2 separate regions of the Mus musculus genome follow, and region 1 is linked to region 2. The links are chromatin loops, found by intact Hi-C in ENCODE. Cell type or tissue: heart. All regions are shown on one strand. Each heading gives the region's core, and the rest is flanking DNA. Links, peaks and the distances in the headings are about the cores only.

Region 1 (8,155 bases), core at 2,727-6,726, 96 kb after region 2:
GAGGCACTGCCATGTGAGGTAGAATGGAGCAAAACCTGCTCTCAGTAGCTCTCGCCAGCACATTTCCACTTAGTCCGGCTCACTAAAGAGAATCTGAAGATTTTTGTCTTCATACAAACTCTATCTTTGTAGCTCAGCTGACACAGAGCTCAGGCTCCCCTTGATTTGCCTCTCAATTGCTGCATTAGTGTTGCCCACCAATCTCTGGACAGAATCTGAAAGATTCTAAAAGAGATTGTAAGGACAATATTTGTGAGCATAATGTGAGCAAGTAGAAGCTTGCATTTTAAAGTAGTTAAGCTGAAACAAACCCAAAACTCATAAAGTTCTTAGAACTCTGTTTGCTGAGCAGTCCTGCCCCTCACTAGCCAACAGTTTTACTGCAGCAATACGAGGCCTGGGAAGGTTAAGGGAGGGTTTATCAAATTCACTCAATTAGTGGAAGAACGTAACACGGAAGCAATTGTTTCTTTTTTTTTCTTTTTAAAATATTTTTTATTAGGTATTTTCCTCATTTACATTTCCAATGCTATCCCAAAAGTCCCCCATACCCTCCCCCCCACTCCCCTATCCACCCACTCCCACTTTTTGGCCCTGGAGTTCCCCTGTACTGGGGCATATAAAGTTTGCATGACCAATGGGCCTCTCTTTCCAGTGACGGCCGGCTAGGCCATCTTTTTTGATACATATGCAGCTAGAGACAAGAGCTCCGGGGTACTGGTTAGTTCATAATGTTGTTCCACCTATAGGGTTGCAGTTCCCTTTAGCTCCTTGGGTACTTTCTCTAGCTCCTCCATTGGGGGCCCTGTTAATCTATCCAATAGCTGACTGTGAGCATCCACTTCTGTTTCTTGACTCTAAACCCTACCTTTGCTCCCCACTGTCTTTCATTCTAATGGTTTGGATTCCCCATGAAAACCTATTAGTAACATATCAACCAATCACTTTCCACAAGGAAAAGGAAACAAACTCAGTCAGTGAGAGTGGGCTTTGGGGTATCAGTTCAAATGCAGCACTTTTTTTTTCTCCCCTTTTCACACTTTGATTTTGGCCACCCAAAGCCTCTTGCTCTGAGCTGGGTTGGTCGGTCCGGGACAGGGAGCTCCTACTCCCCCCCTCCTTCTCTCTTCACAGCTGCAGAGTTCAGAGAGTTGAACTGCAGCGCTTTGAGTTTGCTGCTTGCTCAGCCACAGTCAACCTCTGTTGTAAATTTTCCTCCCGGAACACGTGACGATGCATTTCTTGACTATATATCCCAAGGACAGCAGCCGGGCTGTCAGAGCGCAGAGCCTGACAGAGAAGAGAAACATCCTCAGATTTGGCCGTTTAAGAGTTCCACACTTGGGACAAACTGTCAGCTTTTGGTAAGTTAGCAAGACTCCTTGTCTTCGGAGACATGCAAGGGGGAATAGTTCTATTAATAGAGAAAGTTTTCTTTCTTTCTTTTTTATGTAAGGAAACTTTGTTTTGGAAGTTGAAGCTTTTGAAACAAAATGTAAAGTTTGCTTCTGCCGTGCCAGCTAAAGCATGCCTTTCAATTTTAAGATGCTTTCCCCCCATGAATCCTTATATGGTCTATAATGTTCAAAGTATAGAGCTAATGCATAGTTATTTTCTGAAATGTAAATAAAGTGTATAATCTATCCATCCATCCATCTATCTATCTATCTATCTATCTATCTATCTATCTACCTACCTATCGATCACCTGTCTGTCTATCACCGATTTTTCTATCTGGTGAACATTTTTCTCATTTTTTCCTCCTTTCCCTCCCCTAATTTCTCTTACTTGCTCCAAGCTCTCTGAGCTAACCCGTTGACTGCTTGGTGAGATGCCTTACGTTCAGCTCTTTCTTTCATTCCTGTTCTTAATCAAAATAGGTGTATTTTGATCTATTGCAATTTCACGAGCCATGTGCTTGCCTTCTGCCTGTCCCATGGATCCAGGTGGAAGGTTTAACTTGCGGCTCTCTCCCCAGATCCCGGCTGTGTGAGCGGCAATTCAATGCTGAGGATGGAGCCTCTGAACAGCACATACCCCAGCGCTGCAGCCTCCAGCAGCCCCCTCGAGTCCCATGTGCCTAGTAACAGCAGTGGTAATGGCAATGAATACTTCTATATTTTGGTCGTTATGTCCTTCTATGGCGTTTTCCTGATCGGAATCATGCTGGGCTACATGAAATCCAAGAGGCGGGAGAAGAAGTCCAGCCTTCTGCTGTTGTACAAAGACGAGGAGAGGCTGTGGGGGGAGGCTATGAAGCCGCTACCTATGATGTCCGGCTTGAGGTCAGGGCAGGTGCCCATGATGCTGAATATGCTGCAGGAGAGTGTGGCGCCGGCACTGTCCTGCACTCTTTGCTCGATGGAAGGGGACAGTGTGAGCTCCGAGTCCTCCTCTCCTGATGTGCACCTTCCCATCCAGGAGGAGGGGGCTGATGACGAGCTGGAGGAGACCTCCGAGACGCCTCTCAACGACAGCAGTGAAGGCTCTTCCGAGAACATCCACCAGAATTCCTAGCACCCACCAGGTGCTAGGAGGTAGCTCCGTAAGCTACACTTGACAGAGGGAAGACACTTGCCAAGTGCCGGGTTTCGCTTTTGCTCTGCGGCTGCCACATTGAACAGACTGAGGGCAAGCTCCAAAATGGGGCAGGGAGAGACAAGGCTCAGCTGCAGTCCTTGAGGTTCCTGTGGGACTCATCTCTGAAAAAGTCCCAGAGACATACAGCATGACCATTGACTCTGGGGCCTGGGTGGTGGTGGGTCTGTGGTCAGCATCTGGCTGGATAATGTGGTGTTTTTTCACTGGAGGCCCTGGGTAACTTCTGCAGCATCTGTCTGTGCCCAGGGCTGACAACTGCCCAGGGCAGGCTGAAGGACTCGTTTCGATTTGCTAATTTTCCTAGAGCTTTGTTCTTCTAGATCTGATGGGCTGTAAGTATCTTTAATGTGTGCCTGTGGCATTCGATTAGAGACAGTTATATATTTCACTTGGAGGTGGGAGAAAGCTGAAGAGAGAACCCAGATTGTTTGCACAATGCAAAGGGAGAAGGTAATTCGTACACATGTCTGAATTAGCTGGGAGTATAAGCTATGACCTCATCTGAGCTTTTGTCTCACCTGTGAGCTTGAACTCTACAGCATTGCAGGTGAGCATGGCTTTCTTTGCCAGTCAGCTTCCTCATAACCAAGCCTGCATTCGGGATGGCTGTTCATGGTGGTCCTCCTGACCTTCACAGATTGGGTAATGGTGGGGTTATACAAGGCCAAATCATTGACAGCTCTGCTGCAGCTCTTTTTCCCAGCCTAGTTTTCTGAGGCCAGAAAGGACACATGTGGGCCTCATAATATGGGGTTTTGTCACGTAGCTGGACCCTGGAAGGGCATACTTAGGCGAGATCGAGCAGAGCTGGGGTTCAAGCAATGTGCTTCCTGGTCTGAGCCCTGACACTCATTCACTGTGAGGTTCTGGGCATGTCATCACAAGATTCTGCCTACATGAGGCTCCTGAGGCTGTGCAGCCCCAGGGGGCTGGGAGGACATCTTTAGACTTTGTACTGTGTGATAAATCCTCCACAGCCTGGTGTGAGGAAGTTTGGAGCAAGTATTTCCCCTTTGGCCGCTTAGTCTGGAGAAAGATGTGTTGACTTAAAGACACAGTTGGAGACTTTGGATATGTGTAGCTGGGGAATTCGAGGCTGGATCATCGGCCTTCCTTACTGTGGCTTTCCCAGGATGCGACTGAAGAAGCTGGCAGCATAGTTTCCTCTGCAGAGTCGTGTGGATGGGAGGATGTTAACACACCCAACCGAGGGAAAGAGAAATTTAAAGGGAGCTACTCAAGAGCTTTGCAGCAGGCTCTTGTGCCCTTAGAAGACCAGAAGGAAGCAGAAAACTCCCCAAAGGTCAAGTTTGCCTCTAGTGCAAAACCTTCTTAATTTTTATTTATCTGAACTCTCCCTGGATTGGAGACAGAGCAGTCACTAATGTCCCCATGAGGGGTTAACACTATAAGGAGCTGTTTTTTTCAATCAGTTTTGACACAGAGATAGAAAGGTAATTTATGTTAGAGGCGGAAAGGGGCCCTCTGTTCACTTTAAGATTCAGAGTGTGGATCAACTCCAAAGGGGGCCGTTTAAGTTGAAAGAAGCCAAGTTAAGTTTGGCCTCGTGCCTGGAATCACTTGAATTCTGAAACTTTACTGCGACAGACATGTGCGTTGTCACATTTTCCATTGCTTAATCCTGGTTTGGTGCAAGTCTGTCTGCGCCTGTTACAAAGTGATGTATATACTTCCTTCCAGTATGCTGAGTTGTAGACAATTGTCTGGTGTATTTAATGGTTTGTAATTTTCACGATATTTTTTAATTTAAATAAACACATTTTCGATATGAGAAGCCACATTTCTTTGATCCTTCAATATTTGTATGATTTCTCGTTTCTAAGCTGTTGCAAGCTATCACTGTATTCTATTCGGGTCGGGGTCAGACTTCCGAAAAGGCACATCTTTTGCTAAAGGGTGTGTAGTGTCTTTTCCATTCTTTGATCCACTTTGTTGGGACTGGAAAACAAGCTAAGGATGGTCTTACATCACCTTCTTCTGCAAAGGCCCGGGAGCTTTTGGACTCGAATGTGGGTGGCTTGGCGGGTGCTGCTAAGATGTCTCTCCAAATTTGGTTGCAAGAAAACATTTGATTTGCACGCTGACTTGGCAAACATCATCCACATGTGTGGCCCCGGCAGTCCAGGCTTAACGGGCAGGGTGGTGTCATATGAACAACAGAACAGATTTTACGAACGCAATCAAAAGTCCACAGCTGGAGTTCTGTTTCAGCCACCATGGTGTAAGAATAATTTCTAGGTCTCTCTCTCTTAGACTTCTTGCTGTGTCTCTGTCTCAAAGGCTGAAACATGGGCAGACTGGGGAGCCAGGGCAGCCTGGGGAGCCAGGGCAGCCTGGGGAGCCTGGGCTGCCTCTCCTTTATAAGTTTATTTGCACAGTCAGAATGCTAAAGAAAAATGATCAAAACCTGTGACCCATTTTCAAACCAAGCAGACAAAGTGTGTGTGTGTGTGTGTGTGTGGGGGGGGGGAATCTTGCTTTTATGTGTGTCTGTTTCTTGTGAGCTTCATTTTTTCTTTCTATTTCAAGTAAACATTTCCATAGGTTTGCAAATAGTTACCTAAAAAGGATCTACTTAGTAATGGAGCAGGGGAGCCTGGAACCTTCTGGAATAATATAGCAAGGACCTTGATTTACCAGCCATTAACACTGACGAACAACACGGAAAGTTTATAATAAGAGAAAACCCTTTACCCCAGCTTCTTGTCATTCTTGGTAAGGAAATAGTTAAGAAAACCTTTTGGTTGCCATGGGCGGAAGAAGAGGGAATTCTAAACTCTAATTGTCCTAAAAATATGCAGAGTACACTGTGTCGTTTTAATGGAATATTTGTTTTCTTTAAAAGAAAAAAAAATAGAACTTCTAAGCAGAACCTAAGGCCCAAGGGGTTTGGTCTGTGTGGATTTACTCATGCATGTGAAAGACTGCGAAGGGAATTTGGCCCTGTGCACCTCAGATATTAGAAACATATTTCAAAAGCACGTGAACGGTGCAGGATGAGGTAAATGGATCGTCCTGCTGGCTCCATGCTCTTCTAATTACACCTTTGTACGTCAGAGCCACACAGGGCTCCTGCAGAGGAAGAGATTGCTTTCAGCAACGGAATCATGGGATCCGAATTACCGGGAAGGGCTGAAGTTGAGCCAAGGGTTGAGTGCTTTTGGCTTGAGATCCTGGTTGGAAAATGGACCCCAGAATGCATTTGGAGCTACGACTGGAGGGTTTGTGGTAAGACCTGCTCATCCATGGCTCAACTGAAGAAAGACTACTTATCATCCTGTAAAATGCTCCTCTAGCCCGAGACGTTGCAGAATATTGATCTTATAAGGCAACTTAAACTCCATTTTTAGACATAGTATACTTTTGTTCTGTATTCTAAAGTACAGAACAAAGCTGCTGAAGAAAGCCGCAGGATATAGCGTGGAGGCAGAGGTTAGGGCTGGGGCGGACATTCAACCAGTGGCAGAGAGGTAGCGGGCAGTGGCTCAGGCTAGGCCAGGACTACCGTGTGTCAAGGCTGGTAGACGCCCAGCTTTGTCCTGTTTGCTTCCTCGCCTAACTCTGCTACTTCGTGCTCTGGAGCACCGGGGAAGCGCTCCAACCTCTTGGACTTTGCTCTCTTCCAACATGAAGACAACATGTTGGGTCCTGCGCCTTGGGAAGCTGATCATGAAAGGAGTAGTGAGCCGCTGAGCAACACCCAGCGCCCGTGTGAAACCAAAGCCAACACAGCTTCCATCTTCCTTTAAACTGCGTCCTGGGCACGCATCTGCAAAGAGTGTCCCAGGAACATCCTCTTCTGGGGATGCTTTTCTCAGGAGACTGCAATACTCAGAAGGAGGACACAGTTTGCCAGAGGAGAAGGGTCACAATAGAGAAAAACCAGTGTTAAATCCTGCCTTTCCGTCTCTCTGAAATGTTGCCTCCCACACAGGAAGGAACAGTTTGGGATGTGCACCGTTACCATGGAAACCAGCAGCCAAGGTCACTCTAGCTGCTTTTTGAAGTTGAGACTTGGCCTTTGCCTCCACAGATGAACTTGAATCCGCCCATTGCAGGTCATAGTGAGAGAAGGGGGGCAGGGGCTGTGTTCCCCTGTTTTCCTCCACTCTCTGGGCCTTTCTTCTTACAGTATCCATGACTCCTTGCAGTTTGGGGCTGAAATTTTATTCTCTCATCCTAAGTATTTATTATTTTGCTGAGAAACACAACCAAATGATTCTTCACACTAATAACCACGCCTCTATTCCTCTCTTGGATTTTCAGCTACTGTTCAATCTTTACTAGTCCTGTTTCTCTCCCTTCCCATCCTCCTCCCTCTTCTCTTTCCTTTCTCTGTCCCTCCTCCTCTCTTCCTTCTTGTCATCACCCACAAGAAACAAAAGCTAAGCACACTGCGAGCTTCTGTGTAGTTCCAGGCAACCTACCTGGTGCTGTGAAAATTTGGAACTCCTGCCTGGCCGCCAAAGAAGTCTTAGTTTCTGTGTTGATGGGCTCTAATGTAACCAGAGCTCGAGTCCTTTGAGAAGGGAGAAGCTTAATTGAGAAAATGCCACCACCAGATTGACCTCCGGGTAAGCCTGTGGTGCATTTTCTTAGTTGATAATGTGAATGGGCTCAGGGCACTGTGGAGGGTCTGGCTCTTGGCCTGGTAACCTTGCATGCTGTAATAAAGCAAGCTGAGCAAGCCACAAGGACTAACCCTGTAAGCAGCACTCCTCCATGGTCTCTGCATTAGCCCCTGGCCCCAGGATCCTATCTTGAGTGTCTACTCTGACTTCTCTGGATGACAGACTACAAACTATAAGATAAATAAAATAAACCGTTTCTCCCTCAAGTTGCTGTTGGTCAATGGGGACAAGACCTAAGGAGATCCTATGCTTGTCAGTGTAATGAATGGCACAGTCAGGTTTTCTGATGGGAAAATATGGAATTCTTTTAGTCAGTGGGAAGCAGAGAGCAAGAGACACAGAATCTAGTCTTGTCCTAGACATTAGGTGGTTCTGTGACCTTGCATCTCTGGACAGACTTCTCACTGGTAAAATGAATGTGGTAGCATTTTCTCTACCCTCAAAAAAGTGTCAGAACTATGTATAATGCATAATTATATATAAAGCATTTGGAAAAGTAAAGTGTTTTTTGTTTTTTGTTTATTTACTGCTGGAGAGTCAACTAATATCCATGCAGATATTATGAGAATTTGCCAGCATTCAGTTTCCCCTTCTTCTGAGCTCATAATGAGTCTTCTTTCCACCTCTTCTACCATCCCTCCTTCCTCCTACCAGGGTTTCTGAAGAATAGAAAGAGCAGAAATGTCTTACTATTCCTGAAGAGAGTCATCGATTCTTTTAGCCACCCATTCTCTTGTCCATTACTCATGAGATTGCATGTTCCACATGACAGATAAGTAGTGGGAGGAGCCTGTGGCAGTCTGTTCTGGAGAGATCTGCGTTATTATAAAAAGCCGAGAGGCTTTGGGGTTTGGGTTACACATCATAACCTCTATCTGATTAATGCAGAGTTTGAGCATATT
Region 2 (8,155 bases), core at 1,610-5,609:
TTGGTTTGCTAGGGCAAGTAGGTTACTTCCTCGTGGAATTTCCAGTGTTTGGAGTTGGAGAATTCTCTCCTTCCTTCTTCTGTGGGCAGTGCCTTCTTTCCCCATCCCTTTCCTTCACTCATGCCCAGCAAAGCTGGATGCTTTTGTCCCAGAGAGAACCAAGTGGTGGATTCCAGCACACCCAACTAAAAGCTGTGAGCAGAACACCATGACATGTTTCTCAGCCCATAGGTCATATTTTTGGCAAATGGCTGCATCCTGTTAACTGTCATTCCCATGGTGTTCTGCCTTTCCTTTCGTCTGACACATGACTTTTCCTGGCTTTGGAATGGTCCATATTGATTAAAATGGAAGGAAAACCAGTCACTCTCTACACTGAAAGTGGAGGCGACACATTGCCATCCCTGTGGGCATTTCTCAGGAGAGATAACTGGGCTAGGATGGAGGTGACTCGGGAGGAAGGCTGTGTGAGATTCTCTCCGGAGACAACTCATTATAAAGACTTCCATTTTGGGGGCTACAATAATAAATAAAACGACCCTACTTTAGCTCACAAAGTCTGTTGAACTCAATTTTTGGACATAGTGAATGAACCTTCAGTTAAACATCACTGTGGATAATACAGTGCAGGCACTGGGTGTTTTGGAGGGGAGGCCAAATATCATTCTCTAATTGTGTAATAAACACAGACCAAAAGCAACTAAGTGGGGGGGGGTGCTTATTCCAGCATAGAGGTTACATTTCATCATTGAGGGACGCCAAGGTAGGAATGGAGTTTGAGGCAGGGACTTGAAGCAGAGTCCCTAGGCTCATGTCCATCTGCCTTTCTTCCACATGTATGTATGGCCATATGCACAGAGGCGCTGCTATCCACAGTGGGACGTGCCCTCCTAAGCTAATTAGCAACCAAGAAAATGCCTCACGGACTTGCCTGTCTTCCAATCGGATGGAGACAATTGAAGTTTCCTCTTCCCAAGTGTGCCAAGCGGACAGCAAAGACTACCCATCACAAAGCATGACTGTGTGTAGCTTTCTGCTGTTCTGTCCTTCCTACTCCCTCTCTCTGCCTGCGTGTTTGTCTATAAACTCTTTATCCATTCTCTCTCCATCTTTCACCTGTCTGCCCCCTTCTGTTTTGCTGCTATTCTCTATTCTCTCAGTTTCCCTGTTGGAGCAATACAGCACTCTGACCAAAGTAACTTAAGGACAAAATCTCTTTCATCTCACAGGCTCATATAGCCCACCATGGTGTGGATGCCCTGGCAGCAGGAGATTGAAGCAGTTGGTTGTATGAAGAGTTACAAGGAGTCATGCTCAATGGAGTCTCTCCAGTTTCTACAATCAGGATTGCCAGCCCAGAGAATGGTGCCACCCACAGGTAAGATGGGCCATCCTATCCCATATCAGTGAACATAAGACAATCCTCCACAGGTATGCCTATAGGCCAACTTCCAGGTGAGTTAAGACAATATCAAGTTGATAATTAACACCAATCTTCATACCAGTTTATCTATTTGATCTATGGGTTTGCTTTTTATTGTGGTAATACTGCCTTTCTTCTTCTTCTTCTTCTTCTTCTTCTTCTTCTTCTTCTTCTTCTTCTTCTTCTTCTTCTTCTTCTTCTTCTTCTTCTTCTTCTTCTTCTTCTTCTTTTTTCTTCTTCTTCTTCTTCTTTTTCTTCTTCTTCCTCCTCCTCCTCTTCCTCCTCCTCCTTTCCTTCCTCCTCTTCCTCCTCTTTCTCCTTCTCCTCCTCTTCCTCCCCCCCCCCCCCTCCAAGACATGGTTTCTCTGTGTAGCCCTGGCTGTCCTGGAACTTGCTCTGTACACCAGGCTAATCTCAAAGACAGAGATTCACCTCCTGCCTCTACCTCCTGAGTGCTGGGATTAAAACCACACACAATCACTGCCCAGATAACCATCATACACACCACATTGTGTATATTCAGTCCCTTGGTGATAGGCGTTGGAGTGTCTGTACCTTTGACAGTGTAGATGCCTGCTTGAGTTCCTGCCTTCACTTTGAGGCAAGCACCCAGAAGCAGGATTTGGGGTCACATGGGAATTCTGTGCTGAGTTTTCTGAGGAGTTGCAGAACTGCTTATCACAGCTCACCATATCATTTCACAGGGCGGGACATGGCACCCAGGGAGGCTGAACCCAAGGTTGGATAGCTGGGTGCTGAAGAGAGCTGGGTTGTGCTTCCCCCAGTTTTCCATTACAGTGGACTTTCCTCCTTCTCCTTCTGATGGTGATTTGGATATTCCCTCTTGAAGATGAAATCTTTTTATTTAAATTTTTTTATTATGTATTTTCCTCATTTACATTTCCAATGCTATCCCAAAAGTCCCCCATACCCCCCCCCCCCCATCCCCTACCCACCCACTCCCACTTCTTGGCCCTGGCATTCCCCTGTACTGGGGCATATAAAGTTTGCAAGTACAATGGGCCTCTCTTTCCACTGATGGCTGGCTAGGCCATCTTCTGATACATATGCAGCTAGAGACATGAGCTCTGGGGGGTACTGGTTAGTTCATAATGTTGTTCCACCTATAGGGTTGCAGTTCCCTTTAGCTCCTTGGGTACTTTCTCTAGCTCCTCCATTGGGGGCCCTGTGATCCATTCAATAGCTGACTGTGAGCATCCACTTCTGTGTTTGCTAGGCCCCGGCATAGTCTCACAAGAGACAGATATATCAGGGTCCTTTCAGCAAAATCTTGCTAGTGTATGCAATGGTGTCTGCGTTTGGAGGCTGATTATGGGATGGATCCCCGGATATGGTAGTCTCTAGATGGTCCATCCTTTTGTCTCAGCTCCAAACTTTGTCTCTGTAACTCCTTCCATGGGTGTTTTGTTCCCAATTCTAAGAAGGGGCAAAGTGCCCACACTTTGGTCTTCGTTCTTCTTGAGTTTCTTGTGCTTTGTATCTTGTATCTTGGGTATTCTAAGTTTCTGGGCTAATATCCACTTATCAGTGAGTACATATCATGTGAGTTCTTCTGTGATTGGGTTACCTCACTCAGGATGATGCCCTCCAGGTCCATCCATTTGCCTAGGAATTTCATAAATTCATTCTTTTTAATAGCTGAGTAGTACTCCATTGTGTAAATGTACCACATTTTCTGTATCCATGAAGACGAAATCTTAACACTCTATGCTCTACTTCATTTCTTCTATAGATACTGCAAAAGCAGGCAGTTTCCAAAATCTTGACTAACACGATTCCTTCCCATAAGTAAGACATGGGGGTCATTTCAAGAGGTTTGTCTCATGACAACACGCCACATCATTTGGTCTTCAGCCTTTTCCCAGCCTCTTTTGATGGCTGTTGTCAAGACAGGCTAAGCTGAGGTGGCTCAGCTACGTCCTGGATCCTTTCCCCTCAGTACTCTGTGTTGTCACATACAGCTAGCTAGGCGGAGCCAAAGGTATTTCGTATGCCTGTGAAGTTGAATTTAGACGCCTCTCCCGCCTCACCTGCCGCCCTGTGTCACAGACCTGACCCTTCAATCTGCTTCAACATCTTGCCTTCTAAAGGAACCGCCTTTCACCTCTGCCCTCTAAACAAGGACCCGCTGCTGGTCTTGATACAGAATGACTGAAACAACTCTCTCCTAAGAGTTTATACCTAGCACCTGGCTTCTGATTTTGGAATGAAAGATATATGTTAGGACGTCCCAAGCTGGCGCATCAGGCTTGATTTTGGAGGGCCGCCAGCCTCCCCCACATTGCTCCTGGAGTCTTGCCCCACGCCCCCCGCAGGGTTTCCGAATTTAGGGGTAGCTGGGAGGATGGAGTCCTGCTTGTTGGGCCAGGAGGAAATTCATTTTCCATGTGAGTGAAAATCAGTAACTTAAAACAGTTCTAGCCAAGGGACGTTTGGAAACCGAGGCCTGGCCAGAGGATGAGGTGGGGTGCTTTTTGGGGTTGGGGAAGAGACTTCAATAAGCAGGTATTTCTCAAGCGCATGCGTGAAAGCAGGAAATCTTCTTCGTAGTTGTAATTCCATAGGTGTCCACTGGATGGCGGAGGAACCCCGCTCATGGCGTCTCAGCGCAGCACAGCCTCGGGTCTGGAAGAAGCTGGATTGGTTTGATGAAGCCTTTACAGTCTTCACAAGATAGCTGGCGTTTAGAGCATTCTGCATGAATATACAATGAAAAGTCGAAGTCCTAACAAACTAAATGAAATGTGTAGGAAACCCCAAGGACTCTTTCTGGCTTGTACAAGAGATCAGTGACAGATAGGGTGTTGAAAACGGGGTGTGCGTGTTAACTCCTGTACAAAGGCAGTTTTCAGGTCTAACTCGTGGTTTAATTGTTCATCACACTGGACGTTTTCTATGATGTGCACTAAGCTGTGTGTAGTGACAACGGTAATAAAATCATCCCCTGTCTTTGAAGAGCTTGCATCCATCCTACAGGGACTCTGATCACAGCTTAGATAAGATAAATAACCTGTGTGTCAGATGGCAACAAATATCATGGGGGCATCAGGTGGGAGTGGAGGGATGTTCCTTTCAATCCATGGTCCCAGAAGACCTCCTGGGAAAGATGACATTTCATTAAGACCTGACGGTTTGATGAGCAAGCCCTGAAAACCTTAGGGGAGAGACTTCCTGTGAGGGTACAGTAATGTAGCAACCCTGAGAAGGGACCAAGGAGGCCAGGCTGGCTGCCGGGCAGAGTGGGGCTAGAGAGCAGGATATGAGTCAGAGAGAGGCTGGGGCGAAAAGGAGGATTTTTCAAAATGATTTTTTTCTTAGTATATATTAATTGTACATTATGACAGGTTTCACCATGCCAGTCTCTACTTATACATAATATTTTTGTCTATATTTACAGTTCCCTTCAACTCCTGATAATAATAATTTTCATCTTCTTAATTACTTCCTGCTTTTACTTTCATACTTACATTGACTTAATTTCAGGTGTTTGCAGTTATTTATTACAGTGTCTGCCCCACTGAAGAATGCATTTTTTTTTTTTTTTTTGAGAGAAGCAGGACTTTAAAGCAGAAGGATGAAATCAAACCTTGTAGGAGAGAGGGTTATGGCCAGCACCCTACCAAAACAGCCCTCAGCCATGTTAGCACTCTACCAAAACAGTAACGAGCCAGCACCCAGCCAGGCCAGCACACAGCCAGACTAGCACCCAGCCAGACCAGCACCCAGCCAGTCCAGCATACAGCCAGACCAGCACCCATCCAGGTTAGCACACACTCAGACTAGCACCCAGCCAAGGCCAACACCCAGCCAGGCCAGCACCCAGCCAGACTAGCACTCAGTCAGGCTTTCTTAGCCTTTTTGCAGCCCATGCTTGGGATTGTTTGCTGTTCAGGGGACAAAAGGCATACCAGCTTCCTGCCTGGCCTCCTTCCATCCACTAGGTGCTAGTGGCACTGCTGAGCTGGGCTTTGAAGGTTGGTACAATATTGATGGGAAATAGCGAGAGTTGGGGAGAATCAGCCGGGAAACGAGCTGGCATTTGACAGATGCCTCTGTGTGGAGACCAATGTCCCTTTTTGGCATCACGGAAACCGTTTTTATCATTTCCTTTGGCCTAGGTGCAGTTTCCATGACTTTTGCCTTACAGCAGATGGAGGGTTGGAGCCGGAGACTAAGCTATTTTTTTTTTTTTTTATTTTTTAGGGAGTTTTAAGCAGGACAATACGTGTTATACAACTTAAAAAAAAAAAAAAGAAAACAAGATTAGAAAAGAAAAACTTCTCCCTTGCCCCCCTCACCTCTCCCACCTACTGGCCCCTGGCATCTTCCCAAGATGAGAAATGAGAAACTTGTATTTCTCCTGGCTTCCAGATGAGAGACCAGATTATTTTTCTACCACTGGAATATAAAATTAATTTATTGCCTCGGTTAAATTTGATTAAAAAAAAAAACCTCAGCTTCTCTTACACACACACACACACACACACACACACACACACACACACACGCAGACACACATACACACACACGATTGTGATTTTTTTTTAAAAACAGCTACTCCACAGACCTAGCATCAGGTTTCAGGGAGCATTCACTGTAGTGTTTATTTGCAGTAATTCTTTTCCTGGATACTTCCCAGTTATTTCCAGAGGACAAACTCACGCTGTGTGTATAAGGATCTCGACAACAACAACCAACTCCATGGCTGGAAGGGATCTAATGTATTCATCTTTGGGAGGGAAGAGGTTCAGAGGCTGTTTGAGAAACTGATAAGGCTTTCTCAGGGGGTGCTGTGAGGCAGCGGGACAGGGAGACCCTTGGGTAAGCAGAAGGTCTGGCTACCCACCTTTCTTTCTCTGCTTGGCTCTGTGCTACATCAGCTTCCTGGTAAGTGCTGTAAGGAGAAACATCAAACAACAGATAGAGCCTCAGATGCAGAACCCGTGACTCTGAGCCCGAGAATGGCTTGTTCCCAGGGTCTCCGAAGCTTCTTGTCTGTCACCATCATCAGAGATGCTTATGCAGTGAGATGATCCCTTCCTCCAGCCCTTAGCTTCCGGGTCAGCCCATGTCTGATAAGCCCAGCACACATACCACTGGTGAGATTTCCCCCACGAATCTGACTAGCCCTGGATAGCATATTGACAGAAATGATTCCACACATTTTAATAGAAATGAAGGCGTTTCCGAGCTAAGATAAGGAAGACGCCTGCTGATTTTTGAATAGGGTGTCTCCATTTGTGTTTCTCAGACAGGGCCTTCCTCTACAGCTGGACTCAAATTTACTGCAGTTCTCTTGCTTTGGGCTTCTGAGGGTAGGGATTGCAGATGTGACCTATTGTGCTCAGTTATGCATTTAATTGGTGTGTGTGTGTGTGTGTGTGTGTATGCATGTGGAGGCCAGAGAACAGCTGTAGGTGTTGTTCCTCAGGAACCATCCATATCTTGAGATAAAATCTGTCATTGTCTTGGCTCTTTCCAAGTAGACTAGGACAGCTGGTGAGCCCCAGGGACCCACCTTTCTTTGCCTCCACAGTGCTGAGATTACAGGCACAAGCCATGCCATCGTGTCTAGTAAGCTCTCTCTCTCTCTCTCTCTCTCTCTCTCTCTCTCTCGATGCTAGGAATGGAACACAGTTCTTTTCCTCCCACAAGGAAGGCACCCTACCAACTGAATTATCTCCCTAGTGTTTGTTTACTTTAAAAAAATATTTTTTATGTAAATGAAGATGTTAAGATCCAAGAAGATACATAAGTGAGAACATGATTTTTTTTTAACATTTTGAGACTTCTCTTGTGCACACAGTGATCCGTTCCTTATTCTTTTTAGTATTCTGCTTTGGTTTGGCAATGGGCACTGTCATCAGACATTATTTGTGTGGTCCACAATGCCCTGGCACTCTGGTGCTGAGGTCAGAGTCAAAAGGCGTGGCTTTGCTTATGGAAAGATTTTATGTATACTAATCCGTGTTTGTCATTCACATGGACATGACAGTGGCTTCATGTTGGTCTCTGCTGACATTGCAGAAATGTCCATCATTTACACTGTCCTTGCTAGAGTGTTTATCTTACTTTATTTTCCTGTTATGATAACAACTACTCTGACAGAAGCAACTTAAGTGAGAAAGGCTCTATGTTGGCTCACAGTGGGAGGCACTGGTTCAACATGATGATGTCACAGCAGCGGAAGCTCAATGTAGCTGCCTATACTGTAGCTACAACCAAGAAGCAGAGACTCATGAATGTCTGTGCTTAGCTCAGTTTCTCCTTATGCATCCACAGAAAGGTGCTATCCATGGTGGATGAGCCTTCCCACTTCAGTCCACCTAATCAAGATAATCCCAGCACAGGCATGCTCACAGGCCTGGAAACTTGGTGGTTCCAGATCTTATCTAATTATAATTGAGATTAAGCACCACAGTAGTGCCAATTAGCAAGGCGGGGTGACTGCTCTCCAGGCATGGGGAAAACCAACATTTTCTTAATGAATGATGGTGGCTACTCCATCCTTTCTTATTGAATTTCATGGAAATTATTACTCCACGAGATGCCAAGAGACTCGCTACCCTATGCCAGCAGCCCTATCTTTTATGGCAACATCCCAGCACTAGTCCAGAGGAGCCTTCTCCACTATCAGTAGAGAAATCAAGACCAGTGGAGGACCTTGTATTGGAGGTCTTGGCTAGCTTTAGAGTCATAATCCGACAATGA

The links. Peaks named below come from ENCODE experiments on the same cell type or tissue, not always from the same donor. Only the 100,000 strongest peaks of a DNase experiment are listed, where the experiment ranks them.
Region 1: it touches region 2 in a loop (2.7-fold over the local background); 1 of 42 quality-filtered maps calls a loop at or near these places.

The regions. Positions count from the first base shown.
Region 1 is chr1:78,815,633-78,823,787 of GRCm38, forward strand. Kcne4 (potassium voltage-gated channel, Isk-related subfamily, gene 4) reads left to right here and starts at 1,279. Exons shown (of 2, transcript NM_021342.2): 1 at 1,279-1,364; 2 at 1,979-4,400. The coding sequence starts at 2,005. The coding sequence ends at 2,517. The region is part of intron 3 of Gm29536 (predicted gene 29536); the gene reads right to left. In heart, for the core only: no CTCF peak of the experiment used is centred there; DNase peaks (open chromatin) are centred at 3,649, 4,169, 4,699, 6,579 and 1 weaker place; H3K27ac peaks cover 1,377 bases.
Region 2 is chr1:78,720,631-78,728,785 of GRCm38, forward strand. Gm38631 (a long non-coding RNA gene) reads left to right here. Exons shown (of 4, transcript XR_865568.1): 2 at 859-1,378. Gm33693 (a long non-coding RNA gene) reads right to left here. Exons shown (of 5, transcript XR_865566.2): 4 at 6,291-6,338; 5 at 6,029-6,173. Among named protein-coding and RNA genes, the nearest start is that of Gm38631, 4.7 kb to the left of the region's middle. In heart, for the core only: CTCF peaks have their summits at 4,018 (motif pointing right) and 5,397; DNase peaks (open chromatin) are centred at 4,001 and 5,401; H3K27ac peaks cover 324 bases.